4 separate regions of the Homo sapiens genome follow, and regions 1, 2 and 4 are each linked to region 3. A link is an interaction called in ENCODE POLR2A ChIA-PET data of the cell type or tissue named here. Cell type or tissue: MCF 10A. All regions are shown on one strand.

The links. ChIA-PET counts read pairs that join two places held together with the same protein. Peaks named below come from ENCODE experiments on the same cell type or tissue, not always from the same donor. Only the 100,000 strongest peaks of a DNase experiment are listed, where the experiment ranks them.
Region 1: POLR2A ChIA-PET joins it to region 3 with 10 read pairs; 2 of 35 experiments call an interaction of 5 or more read pairs at or near these places.
Region 2: POLR2A ChIA-PET joins it to region 3 with 13 read pairs; 2 of 35 experiments call an interaction of 5 or more read pairs at or near these places.
Region 4: POLR2A ChIA-PET joins it to region 3 with 20 read pairs; 4 of 35 experiments call an interaction of 5 or more read pairs at or near these places.

Annotation. Positions count from the first base shown.
Region 1 is chr1:207,392,127-207,396,126 of GRCh38, forward strand. No RefSeq gene overlaps it. Among named protein-coding and RNA genes, the nearest start is that of CR2, 60 kb to the right of the region's middle. In MCF 10A, no CTCF peak of the experiment used is centred here; a DNase peak (open chromatin) is centred at 1,695.
Region 2 is chr1:207,749,808-207,753,807 of GRCh38, forward strand. CD46 (CD46 molecule) reads left to right here and starts at 2,247. Exons shown (of 13, transcript NM_172351.3): 1 at 2,247-2,502. The coding sequence starts at 2,406. RefSeq lists silencers at 2,088-2,197, 2,777-3,134 and an enhancer at 2,298-2,507. In MCF 10A, no CTCF peak of the experiment used is centred here; DNase peaks (open chromatin) are centred at 2,164 and 2,934.
Region 3 is chr1:207,030,937-207,034,936 of GRCh38, forward strand. It overlaps C1orf116 (chromosome 1 open reading frame 116), which reads right to left and starts at 1,820. Exons shown (of 4, transcript NM_023938.6): 1 at 1,643-1,820. It also overlaps a transcript of PFKFB2 not described here. In MCF 10A, no CTCF peak of the experiment used is centred here; DNase peaks (open chromatin) are centred at 905 and 1,895.
Region 4 is chr1:206,888,905-206,892,904 of GRCh38, forward strand. The region is part of intron 1 of LOC105372879 (a long non-coding RNA gene); the gene reads right to left. Among named protein-coding and RNA genes, the nearest start is that of IL24, 6.5 kb to the right of the region's middle. RefSeq lists an enhancer at 1,200-2,399. In MCF 10A, no CTCF peak of the experiment used is centred here; DNase peaks (open chromatin) are centred at 1,577, 1,997, 3,597, 3,917 and 1 weaker place.

The sequences.
Region 1 (4,000 bases), 360 kb after region 3:
TTAATAATTACTAAAATCTGGCTCTAGCCTTCCAATCAAGTACTATTTTGCACTCCTCCTTGTTTCTTCAGCCAAACTGGAGAACTCCTTAATCACAACCCACTCTCCATGCTTTAGCTATCTGTTTAGTTCACTCAAAGGGTCTTCCCACTCATATACTAATATGCCCAAATCTTATACATTTTTCACAGTTGAAATGTCAACCCCTACAATGACCAACTCCTCACACCAAAAGGTGGCATTATTCTATCATTAAACAGTAACTTTCCTACTGTGTACCTTCACGGCTGCACTAAGGAAACAGTACTGAAGATGATATGCTCCTTTCCTCAAGAGGCAAGTGTTAGCCCTATGAGTATGGGTTCAAGAAAAGGAGCAGCACATGCAAAGCCCTGGGGGTCAGAAGAAGCAAGCATAGCAAGATAAAATGTATGAACCAGGCTACAGAGTAGGTCAGACATGTAAGCAGAAACTATTAATACATAAGTCATTTTAGATAGCCTCTACTTTGTCATGAAGACAATGGTATAATCAGTCATAGAATACTTTGATGCAGGAAAGTAAAATGTGCCCTTGCAATGGTTTCCAAGCTATCTACACAAACTAACAATCATGCATATTCTGCAAATTATAGCTTGATCATCACTTTAAAATACTTAATATGAAAATACTTAATATGCATTATCACAATAACCATATTTATTATTGCAAGAAAAAGGAGAGCTGATAGATTAAGTGTGATTTCAAGTGCTATGACTTGTCAATAGCTTAAAACAGGCTAAATTTTGCAAAAAGAGTGTTTCATTGACAGTGACCATCAAGAATATAAGATCTTCATTGAAGGCTCTTGATCAGGAATTATATGGAGCATTTTAAGCACAAAACTCTATATGAAAAGTCACATAGAACTTCCAATTTCTAGTTCTACATATAAGGAGATGGGAAGTTACCACTTTGTCCTAATAACAAGTAAAACATATCTTAATAAATCTAAAAGAATATAAATCATATAATGTCTGCTCTCAGACTGCAGTGGAATTAAACTGCCAATCAGTAACAGAAAGATAGCTAGGAAATCCCAAAATCACGGGAGATTAAACAACACACCTCTAAGTAACACAGCAAAGACAAAAATAAAAGAGCAAAAAAAAAAAAAAAAAGACATCTCAAGGGAAATTTTAAAATATTTTGAACTAAATGAAAATGAGAGCATGACTTACCAAAAACAAGCCAAAGGCCTTACCAAATGCTTTACCAGAGAATAAATACAGATGGCAAATAAGCATGTGAAAAGATGCTCCACATCATATGTCCTTAGGAAAATGCAAAATCACACAAGGAGTTGTCATTGCACACCTATGAGAATGGCCGAAATCCCGAACACTGATAACACCAAATGCTGACGACGATGTGGAGCAACAGAAACTCTCATTTATTGTTGATGGGAATGAAAAGTGGTACAGCCACTTTGGAATATAGTTTGGCAATCTCTTGCAAAACCAAACAATCCAGCAATTGTGTTCATTCGTATTTACCCAAAGGAGTGAAAACTTATATCCACACAAAAACTTGCATACAAATGTTTATAGCAGCAGCTGTTGGAGGCGGAAAGAATGAGGGTTGTGATCAACTCAGTATGCCACTGGAGGCTGTATGAGTAAGCAGCAAACTGTTTCTCATAAATGCAGAATGTTGGCAAACTGACAAACTGCATATGCCACCCAGAAGGAATGCTGAAGGCAGTCACGCCCCTAATCTTGTGATTAAGTACATCTGAAGTCTGTTAGTAATAACATGAACCTGTGATCAATTAAGCAGCTGACCAATCGTTACCTTCTCCTCCCTGCTCTTGCTACCCAATAAATAAGAAGGGCTATAGAAAGCTCAGGGTTGCTGCCTTTGCTCACTAGAAGCTGGGAGCTCTCTTCTTCTTCCTCTGACCCCTGCCTTTAAAACAGTTTTGCTTTTTTTTTTTTTTTTTGAGATGGAGTCTCGCTCTGTCGCCCAGGCTGGAGTGCAGTGGCGCGAACTCGGCTCACTGCAAGCTCCGCCTCCCAGGTTCACGCCATTCTCCTGCCTCAGTCTCCCGAGTAGCTGGGACTATAGGCGCCCACCACCACGCCCATCTAATTTTTTGTATTTTTAGTGGAGACGGGGTTTCACCATGTTAGCCAGAATGCTCTCGATCTCTTGACCTCGTGATCCACTCGCCTGGGCCTCCCAAAGTGCTGGGATTACAGGCATGAGCCACCACGCCCGGCCTAAAACAGTTTCTTTTGTCTTAAGTTTTCATTTCTACGTTCGTCTGTCTTCATTCAGTCTTGACGGTCTCAAGTAATAACAGTAGTAACTGTTGTAGTGACAGTTTCAAGAAGTAATTGTGGCAGTCAGCCACAAGCAGCTTTATTCATAATCATCAAAACTTGGAAGCAACTAAAATGTTTTTCAGTAGGTGAATGGATAAACTTTGGGACATCCAGACAATGAAATATTATTCAGTGCTTAAGAAATGCGCAGCGTGGTAAATGGATCCAAATCTTTGAAATGAAGGGTTTTTTTTCTATCAACTAATGAGCAAAAATGTTGCTTTTCAACCATTTCTGATTTTCACAAACTTCACATGTTCCTTATGCATTAATTCAAGAATGGTTAAAAAAAAAAAAGAAAGAAAAAGAAAAAAAGGAAGGAAGGGAGAAATGAGTTACCAAGCCATGAAAAGACATTGAGGAAACTTCATTAATTTAAAGACGCCAATTTGAAAAGGCTACATGCTTATGATTCCAAGTATATGACATTTTGGAAAAGGCAAAACTATGGAGACAGCAAAAGGGTCAGATGTTGTTCGGAATCAGGAGGTAGAATGAATAGGCAGAGCACAGAGGATTTTTAGGGCAGTGAAACTACTCAATGTGATAGTACTATAACGAAGGGCTTGGGTTTACTATCTGGTTTGCATGGTTTTGTTGGATCATTAGCTGTTGTCATGTAGATAAGAGGCTCACATGTCATTACACATTTGTCCAAATCCATAGACTGTACAACACCAAGAATCAACCCTAATATAAACTGTGGACTTTGAGTAATAATGATACGTCCATGTAGGTTCATTGATTGGAACTAATGTACCACTCTGGTGGAGAATGTTGATAATAAGGAAGGCTATGGATGTATAGGGGCAGGGAATACATGGAAACTCTCTGTAACTTCTGCTCAATTTTGCTGTGTACCTAAAACTACTCTAAAAAGTAAAGCTTATTTTCCTTTTGCTACGCAAAGCAAAGAAAAAGTTATATAAAACTCTACATAAGTGATAACACTGATGCTTCTCATTTAAAATTTTAAAAATCTTTGGAAATTTTATATAATTCAATATATGAGGCCTTTCCTAATTCATGTTTTTTAAAAATAATGGCTATATGATATTTTTAACATAATGAATTCTTTTCATCAAGCCTCAAATAGGGGCGCCAAAATACTTCCCATTTATCCCAGGATGACATAGACATATCACTGTTTTCTATTTGTGCTCAGATTGAAAACAGTTGAAGTATTTGGGGGAAGAAAGAAATCCAGACCCAAAGGAATACACCATTTCATAAATACAGAATTAACTGATTTTGTTAACTGAATAAAGCAAATATGATTCAAGTAGAAATGCATGTAGGTAGCCAGCAAATGGCTACAGATCTACAGAGTATCATCTGTTTTTTTAATATAAAATTTGAGTTATTTTAATGAACTGAACTCTCACTCATACATAAAATGCCTTTCTCAGGATTCGGAACTCTGGGTTTTTACACTCTCTTTCTCCTTGCTAATTCAAATGCAAGAAAGGTACATTCCTCCGACATCTTGCAGAACTCCTTAGGGCATCGGAATCACAGCAGGTCAAATGGCAAATGCAGAAGCCAGAGGCAGAAGGAAGATGGGTGTGTTCAGTGGCCTGTCAGAAGGCAGGTGGCTGATTGTCTCAGGGATTAGCAGGGAGTGAAATGAGCCC
Region 2 (4,000 bases), 720 kb after region 3:
GGCTTAACTCAGGGATAGAAATTTTACTGATTGAAAGAAAATTTCAACAAAATACCAATCTTTGAATCTAATTTGACACCCGAAACTAGGCAATCAAACATTAGCACTATTTTTTCTTCTATAGTTTATAATAAAATTTCTCATGAGAAAAAAAGACATTTTTCTTCCAAGCCTGAAAATGGATGGAGAATTTTTAATATTTATTGTTGCTGAGAACAGTAAATAGACTATCCACTTTCACAAATGAAGGCTGGCTTTGAGCCACAGAACATATCTGTTATATCACTCTTTGACACCATATATTAACAGAAATAATAATTTTCCCGCATTGAGTTTCCTATTTACCATCTCTTTAATTATACCCGCTTTAATTGCTGTCATGGAGTGTTGAATTTTATAATCCAAGATACTAAGATGTTTATCTGATATACCACCTCCACACTTAATGTCTTATAATCTCTGCCAAGAATTTAAAAATTTTTGTTGGTCGGACAGGAAGAGGAAATTCCATGGTTTGGTGAACCCAGAAATTGTTCAGTACATCTCGGTTATAAAACTGTGTTAAATACACTTAAACTCTATAATTCTATAAGACCCATTTTAGGTTTATACACTGAGCATCCAGTTCCTCACCGTCCTCTCATAGGTTAACCCTGTGTAATACAAGTTCTGCTCCCATAATTCTATGAACAAAACAGCCCTTGATATATAGGTTTGATTTTTTAAATACATTTTCTTTACTTTATTCTAAATGTAACATAAGGTCAACATAGAAAACTGAAAAGCATAAGGAAAGTGAAATATCTGTAATCTTATCAACCATTGTTAATTTTGCTGTATTCCTAGTTTCTTTTTATACATATCAATATGGTACTTTTGTTTTAATAAAAGGACTGCCAAAAGGCACATGCCAGTTTGGACTCTGCTTTTTCCACTTACAATGATATCATAGTTTCTCATATTTGGTATTCTTTTGCAATATTTGCTGCATAGAATTCCATCACACAAAGGTAACTGCCAGAAATTCTTTATTACTTTTGCTAGACACTTAGGGTTTACATTTTTTCAAAAATTAATCACATCAGAGTTTTGATCACATCAGAGCTTTGATCACAGCTCTGATGATTTCTCTGGGAACTGAGAGCCTAACACAAGTCATGTCCACTTTAAGACTTTTAACATACTGAAAAGTTATGTTACAGAGTGCTGGTCCCCCTGCAACACGTTCACTCACATTGGCTGACGTTTTAATTCTTTGCCAATCTGAGGGGAAGAAATGTCAACTCTTTGTTTGCTCTTTTAATGTCAGTCATGTCCTTTTCCTTTTACCGGTCATTCCGGTTTACTCACAATCCTACAAATCAATCCTGCTCATTCTTAATTTTCCAGTATTGTTCCTCAGATTGTTTCACCAGAAAAGTTCTCCCCCTTATCCACTCTTCACCTAACAATTTCTACCCATCCGAATCCTTCTGCATTTATTGCTTCCAGGAATTTGGCACTTAGGACACCCTTGTCCTTACATTGTTCATGCATGTATATTTCGTCTTCAATAAAAAATTTAGTTGCTCAAGGGCAAGGGCCCCATAGAGTCTCAATATTCTAATTGCCTGGTGTTGCTTAATAAATTAGATTCGGAAGGGTCCCCTCCAGGGAGGGGAGCAAAGGGCAAATTACCTTAGGGGCTGGGAGTGCAGAAGCCAAACCTTTGAGATTGTGAAAACAAGACGGCCCCGAGACGATCCAGTAGCAGGCATTCAAGCAAGAAAAACTCAAATATTGTTCCCAATAATGCCTGACTAATGCCAAATACCAAGTAAGGGCCCAGGCAGTCCTGACAGCCTGCAGTGCCCCAGGATAAAACTAACCCTGAGGGGTGCTAGCCCACGGTGACCCCCTGTCTAGACTCTGGATCTCTATTTTTAGGTCGAAGTGCTTTATTCTTGACTCCCGAATTCCCGGAAACTATTACCAAAGCAGCTTAGTTTTCTCTCCACCCTGCCTGGGTCACAAATATGACGGCGAGCCAGTCCTTTCCCGCAGGACGCCTCAGGCTTCCGGGATGGTAGGCCAAGGGCTTAGCAAGAAAAAAGGCGGCCTCGGGGAACCTGTTCTGTTAGGTTCCGCCAGGGCCTCCCCCTGACCTCTCGAAGGCCAAGGGCTGCCCATGAACGCCGAGGCTCCGCCCCGCGGCCCGCCGATTGGCCCCAGCCGCCCTGGTGACTCGACGCACTTCCGCCCCGGGCGCGGCTCGGGCCACGCCCACCTGTCCTGCAGCACTGGATGCTTTGTGAGTTGGGGATTGTTGCGTCCCATATCTGGACCCAGAAGGGACTTCCCTGCTCGGCTGGCTCTCGGTTTCTCTGCTTTCCTCCGGAGAAATAACAGCGTCTTCCGCGCCGCGCATGGAGCCTCCCGGCCGCCGCGAGTGTCCCTTTCCTTCCTGGCGCTTTCCTGGGTTGCTTCTGGCGGCCATGGTGTTGCTGCTGTACTCCTTCTCCGGTAGGACCCCGGGGCGGGTTCGCGCGTCCGCGGCGAGACTAGAGCTCTCCTCAGTCGGGCAAGAGTCGCGGGGCGGGGCTCACAGCAGGCCGTGCCTGTTTGGGGACAGGGTTCTCTGAGGGGTGCAGTGCTCAGATCCCGGGGGTATGTGGCGGGGAATGCGGGGACCACGCAGAGCCCGAGGTGAAGCTTGTTTGGTGGCGTCGTGTGCGCGGCCAGCATTTACGCAGGATCTGGCTGCGTCCCTAAAAAAAGCGTGAATCGTGTTTTCGGGATTGAGCCAGTCGGCCAGGGGAGCGCGGACTGGGCGCCCTAGGTGAGGGCTTGTTCTGGAGTGCACAGGTGCGTGGGAGTGTTGCTAGGGCCCGTGCTGTGTCCGTGGTGAGAGTTTGCCCTGTGTTCCCTTGGTGCCTTGGTGAGTGGGGTGTTCATTAGGGCTTGGACAGTACCCGCGGTAAGGGTTGCAGTGCGTCTGCTGTGCCCCATGTGCTGGGCTGGGCGAGCAGGGGCCTGGCCAGGTGTTGCTGGGAGCGTGCTGTGCGTAAGTGGCCTGTGTGCAGAGTTCACTGTGGGCAAGACAGCTCAACTGTTTGCTTTGAATGGAGTGAGCGCGGACTCTGGGGCTAGGGAGGGCATGTTGAGTGAGAGCAGGCTCTCGGTGCCTGGGGTTAGAGAGGTGGTAAGGGCGCGCCATGCTTTTTGTGCCTTCTGTGAACAGTCTCCGTGTTACCTGAGCTCCTATTAGTTTGTAAATGGCTGCTTTTTTGGGGGGTGGGTGGGCCATCGAGTCTTCTTCCTGTTCCCAACCAATATAGATAGTATCTGATTCCATTGCCTAATGGCTTTTTGACATTGTTTTCCTTCTTTTCATTACTTTGAGTCATATTTGAGAGATGTGAAACAACCTAAAAAACAATGGTAGCCAAACCTAGTGAGAAATTAGTATCCTAACAAAGGAAGGCAGATAATGTTAATCTTGTTTTCCCCTGCAGCTCATAAGCTAAAGCTTAAGGCCTATCCCACTAAATTTATTTTGTATTTCATTGAATGGAATCAATACTTTTAAAAATGCATGCTAGGCCAGGCGCAGTGGCTCACGCCTGTGATCCCAGCGCTTTGGGAGGCCCAGGCGGGGTGATTGCCTGTGCCCAGGAGTTCAAGATCAACCTGGGCAACATGGCAAAACCTTGTCTCTACAAAAAAATACAAAAATTAGCTGGGCATGGTGGTTTATGCCCGTGGTCCCAGCTACTCTGGGGGCCGAGGTAGGAGATTCACTTGAGCCCAGGAGGTGAAGGCTGCAGTGAGCTGTGATCATGCCACTGCACTCCAGCCTAGATGACAGAGTGAGACCCTGTCAAAACAAAACAAACAAACAAAAAAAAAACCCGCTAAGAAATACATGCTTATTGTGCGATACGAACAGAATCAAAAGACAGCTATTTTTAATATTTTGGCATATTTGTTTCTGCCTTCATGTGCGCGTCATGTGTATCTA
Region 3 (4,000 bases):
ACAGTTCAAGTTCTGGCATCTGGAGATGGTGGGGTGGGGAGAGGGCTCCAGCTCCATTCCAGGTTGGCTTGTCTGTACCTTCTAATCAGACCCAGGTCCCTCTCATCCTCCTCCCACGAACCCCCCACATGTCCTCCAAGAGCTTTGCCTCTCTGCCTACTAGTCAAAGAGGTTTCCTGTCTTTCAATCCAGGTGTCTTTGCTTCTTGTTGACTACCCAGAAATGTGCCTTGGGCTGGAAAATATCCTAAGAAAAATAGCAGAATGACTAAAACTTGCACAGTTTGCATATCTGTCTCCATGAACACATGGGCAAGTTTCTGTGTGTGTTTAGGCAACATTATCATCTTCCCTTTCACCAGTGTGTTTGAGGGAAGGAGCAGGTAGAAATACCCTCTGCATAGCAGAGCTTTGTTAGACACTGCCAGTGGTCTTTATTCCTAAATTCACCATCTAGGGCAGCCCTCAGTCTGTGAGTGTGGGGTGTTGGCTCTGTGGTGTGAGGTGAGCTCAAGCCTAAATCTCCAGTTGCCAGGACTGGAAAACCCATATATTCACTCAGGGCTGCGTGTGCCAGGCCCTTGAGCCTGGCACTGAGGGCTTCCCACTTCCCTCTTCTCTGCAGCAGGAGGAAAAGAGTCAAAGTTAGGGACCAAAGGGTTAAACCCCCCAAGATGGATAATGGAGAGGCAACTTGCTACTCTGACTCGACTCCTACATCTGCCTTCCTTCTGCAGGTAAATCTGCCACACAAACTGCCAACTGGGACACCTGCAGGAAAACAAACAAAGCCACCACCCTGGTCTGCTTCTCTGTCTGTGGACTCTGCCACACTACCTTGGCTTGAGCCCCACTTGGAACTCTAACTAGACTTGACATGCAGCCACGAAATATTCATGTGGGTGAGGCTCGGCACAGCCAGGTAGCTTTCTGTTTGCCAGTCTCTGTGTCTATTAACAGGCTGAGTCAGAAAGTTAATTGAGTAGAATCCAAATAAACTTGACTTTGCAGCTAGATTATCCATGGGTTTTCCAAAGATGAGCTGGTAGCTGAAGTTTTCTCCATGTGCCCCAACCTCATATCCCTTTACAAACAACCTAGTACAGCTCATGCCTAACACACCTGTACACAGAGAGCTCCATTATCACATGAGCATGATCAAACACACACACACATTGCACCCATTATTTAAATAAAGATCGACACCGAGTTGGTAAAGCCACGGGAGAATTTCCTGTTACAGTCGCTATGGAAAACCAAGATACTCTCCCCCATTTTGACTCCCTCTATTTCAACTGTTCTTTTCTAAAATCACAACTCAATTTCAATTGTTCAGAGATGGAAATTTCCAAAACAAATCTATTTTCTTTTTCTTGTTGTTTGCACAATATGCCTATCCAACCTAAAGGGATAAATGAAAAAGAAGGTGCCTCCCAGCCCCAGTCTCCACAAAAACACTACAATCTCAAGTTGCTACCAACCTGATCTGATCCCAGAATGGACTCAGAGAATTGAGGAACAGAGAGGAAATCTCCCTAGCTGGGGTATAGAGGGACACCTCCCCTCCCCTGTAGCTCTGATTTCCCATGAAACCCCTTCCTATTGCTATAGGATAAGCAATAGTTGGTTAGTGATTAACTCACCTCCACTGGGTTGGGGGCTGAAGAGAGAAAAGAAATACCCTTTTGTTTCAAAGGGCAGAGATGGAGACAGAGGCTGCTTCCCCTGCCTCCTACTGTTTTCTTCTCCTTTTGAGCTCCTCCTGACTTACCTAGATAGGTAAATGCTTCATCTGTGCTGCCTGGCCCCCACCCTGCCACTGACTCAGCCAATCCTAGCCTCCCCTCCCTACCTCTCATTCCAGCTGTTTCCTCAGGGAGGGAATGGGAGGGGAATGAGCAGGGTGGTGCTGTTCCCTCTTAGCCAATCATCTCCTACCCTCCCCTTTCCTGTTTAGAGCTAATAAAGAGCTCTTTAAAAAAGGAGGGCTGGAAGGAGGAGGAGCCGGTTTGGGCTGAGACTGGAAGGACAGGTGGCAGGGAGGGAGTAGGCAGAGATAGTATATATATTTAATGTTGATATAAAGGAACGCAGACAGTCCTCTGGGCAGTGTGCTTTTCCATAGGTCTATGTGAAACAGGTTTTTCATCTAGAACTACCTTCTTCCGCTTGGAGCTTAGTTTTCCCCTGAATTCTCTAGGCTAAACTCATTTGTGTTCAGTTTTGCTGCTAGCTTTTCTAGATGTTGAAAGTCACTTTCTTCCCCAAGCCTAATCCTAGCTCATAAGCCTAGCAATTCCATTCATGTCCACTGAAGAAGGTGTCCCCAGGCTAGGGATGCTGTAGTTGGGCCAGTCTCGCCCCAGTGCTTGCCAACAATCTCCTTGGCCTAATTTATTTCTGGGGGAAATAAAACCATTCATCCCCTAAGAGGTCCGTGTCCTGATGAAAGAGTGACTGGACAGCTTGAAAGGAGAGAGCATGCACTCTGTCATTTGGTCCTCTGCTCTCTTTTGGCTGTTCATGGAAGGTGGCAATACATATTATGAAATAAAAACAAAACAAACTACCAACCAGTTTAGCAACTCTTGTCTCCTTTCATGGACTGATACTTGGCATTCGTAGGGAGAAGAGAGTAGGTAGAAGAATCTACTATTTTTGGGAAGAAATTTCCCACCAGGTACAGAGACCACTCTTAACAGATATGATTTTTGCCTGGAAGCTGGTTTTTCCTACAGGTAGATTATCCTTGATAGGTATCAGGATTTGAGGTATTCCACTTACTAGCATTAAAAGGTCAGGGAGAAAATTTAAAATCAATGTACACAATAATTGCCAAAATGTATTAAGCTCTTGCTATTTGCTAGGTATTGTGCTGAGCATTTTCATGTATCTTTTAATTTAGTCTTTAACTTAAAAAAGTAGGCATTTGTTAATATCTAAATTTTACAGGGAGGTTAAAAATCTTTTTCAAGGCCATGTAGCTAGGAAGAGGCAGGGCAGAGATTTTAATTCAGGCAGTATAACATCAAGGTTGCTATGAATCAGCATAATGCCAATCCGCCTCTATTTTGGAAGGAATCTCAAGTGGGAATCATGAAATACACAGATAATTTGCAAGTGTAATTCTAGCTATTAGATTCGTCCTTTTCTGTTTCATTTCCTACTTAAAGCTATTAATATGTTTTATAACAAGACGACACATGGCTTTCATCTTTTCTCTTTCTGTGATCATGGTTGGATAGGAAATAAAAAGGGCAGTGATCCTGGGGCCAAGGTAAAGATGAAGTGGAGCAGGACTAATGGATAGGAAGGAGGTTGGAGGAAGCCTGGGATAACCCAGTACCCTATCAGCAGCCTATGGATATCACAGCTGAATGAGCACTTCGGGCTATGACCTCTTTCCCTGGTGTGTCATTCAAACATATATGATGTCATAATACTAACAAAACAGGAAGGGCATCTCCAAATCAGCAGTTCAGTGCAACCAGAGTCACACCCATGGATGAAGTCAATGAAGTTGATCCAGCTCCATAGGTGTGTGATTTGAACATTTGCTAAAAAAATGAATTGACTTATGAGAATTAACTTCCAAGAGGATAGTAGGCAACAGTCTTATTTGTGAACAGACACAGTTTTTCAGTTATAATAAAATTAGGATAACTAGGAGGAACCCCTATCTTTTACCAGGTAGAAGCAGGGACATAGACAAAAATCATCTTTCCCTTCCTCCCTTTCCTCTCAAAAACTTTTTCTTTTTGTAAATTATGAAATATTTCAGATACACTGACATAACAAACATAACCGTACCTAACATCCAGTTCAGGAAATAAAACATAAACATCACAGTCGAAGTTACTTACAAGCCTTGAGCCTCCCCTCCCTGCAAACACATATATGTCCTAGCTGAAATAAATCACTATTTCAAATTTTCTTTTTTCCATTCTCCATGTACTTAAATGTTTTCCCTGGAATTCATATTGTTTTTGCTTTGTTTTATT
Region 4 (4,000 bases), 140 kb before region 3:
TACATGGACTTTTACCCATAGAAATAACCAATTAAAGATCACACAAAAGGAAAAAGCAATTGAATTATCCTCCTCCTTAAATACATTTCATTTACCTGGTTTTGAAATTAAAAATTGATTCATGAACATTTAATGAACATTAATTTCATGAACATATACATTCTATAAACCCCTCCCACCCACCCAGCATACTGGTTTGCAAAAGTAGAACAAAAGAGCAATGGGTTGTGGGGAGAGGAGGGAGGAACTTTCCTTATCAGAAACCAAAAATGATTTGGTGGCTGAGGAATAATATGATCAGACTTGTGCATTTAGAAGAATCTCCTAGATGAGGGACAGGGATTTTAAAGGGGAATGAAACTGGAAGAGAGTCTATAAGATAGACGGGATAGGGATCATTTTCCTTCTTGGACAGAATGAGGCACGTGGCACAGAGAAAGTAAGTGGCTTGTTCAAGGTAGCAGGATATGGCTGCTCTAAGGATAAGACTATGATATCCTCATCCACAGATCCAGAACTCTCTCCTGTGCTGGCCTAATCGCAGATTCTGTTTCCCTGGCTTTCTATGTCCAGACAGGTGGTCATAGCATCACTTTTTGGGTTTTTACTCTTACGCTGGGAACACGTGCAAAGCAGATCAGTATTTAATAATGCCATTGGATGCAGGCCACATCTCAGCCTGTGGCCATTGCCTGAGCAAAAATGAGAAATATTTGGCAAAGATCTTTGGGCAAATAGCCTGGGAGACAATTTGACCTTGTACATAATTAGATTTGTGAACCAGTCTAATTACATAGTAGTAATTATACGACTAGACTCACACCAGTACTTTCCACCACCAAATGTGTGAGATTTTTTCTCACACTAACCAATTCTTCATTCTCGGTGGACACCAAATGGATGGCTACAACTCAATTAAAGTCCGACACTATTTACCAGGGGATAGCATCAGATCCCACGGGTTAAGGGTTCAATCTCACAAGACTGCTCCCATTTCAGACAGCAATGACAAGTCCCAGTTATCACCTGTGCTTCTGACCGAACAGCCATAAATCGGAGGTTCCCATGACACCGTCTTCTGGTTTGATCATACGCTAAAATGGCTCACAGAAACCAGGAAAATAATTTACTTATCAGATTACCATTTATTATGAAAGGATACAACTCACGAACAGCTAGATGGAAGAGATGCATTGGGCAAGGTATGTGGAAAGGGGCACAGAGCCTCCTTGCACTCTCTGGGGCACCCCCCTCCCAGTACCTGCATGTGTTCACCAACCCAGAAGCTCTCCAAACCTCTTCCTTTAGGGTTTTTGTGGAGGTTTCATTACAGAGGCATGACTGATTAAATCATGAGGCATTGATCATTGACTCAGCCTTCACTCTCCCTCCTCTTCCTGGAGGTGGGATGGGGTGGGGTGGGGTGGAGTGAGTAGGGCTGAAAGCTCCAACCCTCTTATCTCATGGTTGATTCCCTGGCAAACAGCTCCCATCCCTAGGCTATCCAGGAACCCCCAGCTGTCAGTCACGCGTTAGCATAAAAAAGACACTATCATTGGTGAGATTCCAAGGGTTTTAAAAGCTGCCAAGAAAGGGAGAGGGTTATGTCACACCAGTCAAATAAAATTCACTATTTCAACAAATGCTTACTAAGCTCCTGTCCTGTGCCAGCTTCTGAGGGGAATTCTGACATGGATAATACTCAGTTCTAGTGCCCAGGGAGTTCACAGCCTGGTGAAGGAGACACAACCAGGGTGCAGGGAAGGATCGCCTGGGTGCCATCAAAGGGGGACTAGCAGCACTCCTAGGAGCACAGGAGAGGGGAGATTAACACTGTCCAGAAATCCGAAAATCTCTTTGTAGGTGTGGAGAGTGGACCTGGATAGGAGGAAAGGGAGGGTGCTATTTTAGGAGTACAGTAGTCTCCCTTTATCTGTGGTTTCACTTCCTGTGATTTCAGTTACTGACGTCAACAGTGGTTTGAAAATATTTATTACATGGAAAATTCCGGAAATAAACAATTCATAAGTTTAAATCGCGTGCTACTCTGAGCAGCGTGATAAAGTCTCGTGCCATCCCGCTCCGTCCTGCCTGGAACGTCAGTCCTCCCTTTGTCCAGCGCATCCGACTGTCACAATACAACAGTGCTCATGTTCAAGTCACCCTTATTTCACTTAGTAACAGCCCCACAGCACAAGAGTAGTGACGCTGGCATATTGTTATAATTGTTCTATTTCACTATTTGTTATTCTTGTTAATCTCTTTGTGTTTAAACTTCATCACAGATATGTATGTATAGGAAAAGAAAAGACATCGGATACATGGGGTTTGGTACTATTTGCAGTTTTAGGCATCTACTGGGCATGATCCACTGATCAATGGTCTTGGAACGTGTCTGCCATGGATAAGGGGAGTCTACTGTATTGATTCTGATTAATGCCTGAGAATGGGATGTTATTTCATTCACACGGAAGCCTTTTTCCTTTCTTCCATTCTTTCTTCCTTTTTAAAAAAATCTCCTTCAGAAAAAAAAGCAACCCTGGATATATGAGACAGGGGGCAGGGTGACACAGGGGAAATAAACCACAGTCCTTTACCTGGATCTACTCAGAAGACTCTGTAGCTACTATTTCCCCAACATGTACCATGCCATGTATTTATTTGAATACTCATGTCCTTGTGACTCAAAGTTGATGTTCTACAGGTCGTGGGAGGTCCAGGATCCTGACTCTTGGGAGGCAGTTGCAGTTCAGAACTGGCTTTCTCTTGTGGTTCTTTTTCCTGCAATTGTACAGGAGGCTTGGCTTAGAAAGTGAGACCCTGGCCCTTCTTCTCTCCCCCCCATTCCTGTCTGCAGCCCTGTGGGATCAGTAGCACCCTAGGTCCCCTTGGGAGCCCTGAAGTTGTATTTACATAGCTTGTTCCCATTGATTTGCATGAATTATTACACGAAAGAACAATCAGTGGTCCTCTTTCTTCTAGCGGCTTCCAGAACCACCTGCTCTTTGGTCCTGTCCAGTAACTATGTGGATGCCGAATGTGGAGGCTACCAGGGTCTCCATCAATCACCTCTCCCGGCTTTATTTTTGCTGGTGAATTCCTAGTCAGGCTTCAAATTTCAGATCGAATGTCACTTCCAATGGAAAGCCTTCCCGCATCTTCCAGCACTGTGCCAGCACTGAGGGAGATTCTGCCTCATCTTGCTGTTGCCACAGGCTCCATCCTTCTGCTAATAGCACCTGTCTTAGTTTGCTTTTGGTTTCTTATAACAGAATACCTGAAATTCGGTAATTTATAAAGAAAAGGAATTTATTTCTTATAGTTATGGAGGCTGGGAAGTCCAAGGTCAAGAAGCCACATCTGGTGAGGGCTCTCTTGTTGGTGGAGACTCTGCAGAGTCCCGAGGTGGCACAGAGCATCATATGGAAAGGGGGCTGAGTATGATAGCTCAGCTTTGTCTTCTTCTTGTTTTAAAGCCACCAGTTCCATTCCCATGATAACCCGTGAATCCATGAATAGATGAGTCAATCTGTAAGGGCAGAACCCTCAAGACCCATTCGCCTTTTAAAGGTCCCACCTCTCAATACTGCCACACTGAGGATTAAGTTTCAACATGAGTTTTGGAGGGAATGTTCAAACCATAGTGGTACCCATGACACAGTGTTGCCATTTATCTGTTTGCAAGTGTATCTCCACTCTACTGAGTCATTAAAGCACAAGGACTGTGTCTTAATTTATTTTAAAATAGCTTTTTAAATATATAATTTACATACCATAGGTTATCTGTTTAAAGTGCACAGTTCAATTTTTTTTTTAAATATAGACACAGAGTTGTGCAACCATCACCGTATCTAATTTCAAAACATTCTGTTACTCTCCAAAGAAACATTGTATTCCTTAGTAGTCACTCCTTTCCTCCCACCCACCCTATTCTTAACTCTCAGCCCTGGGCAACCATTCATCTATATTCTGTGTCTATAAATTTGCCTTTTCTGGACAT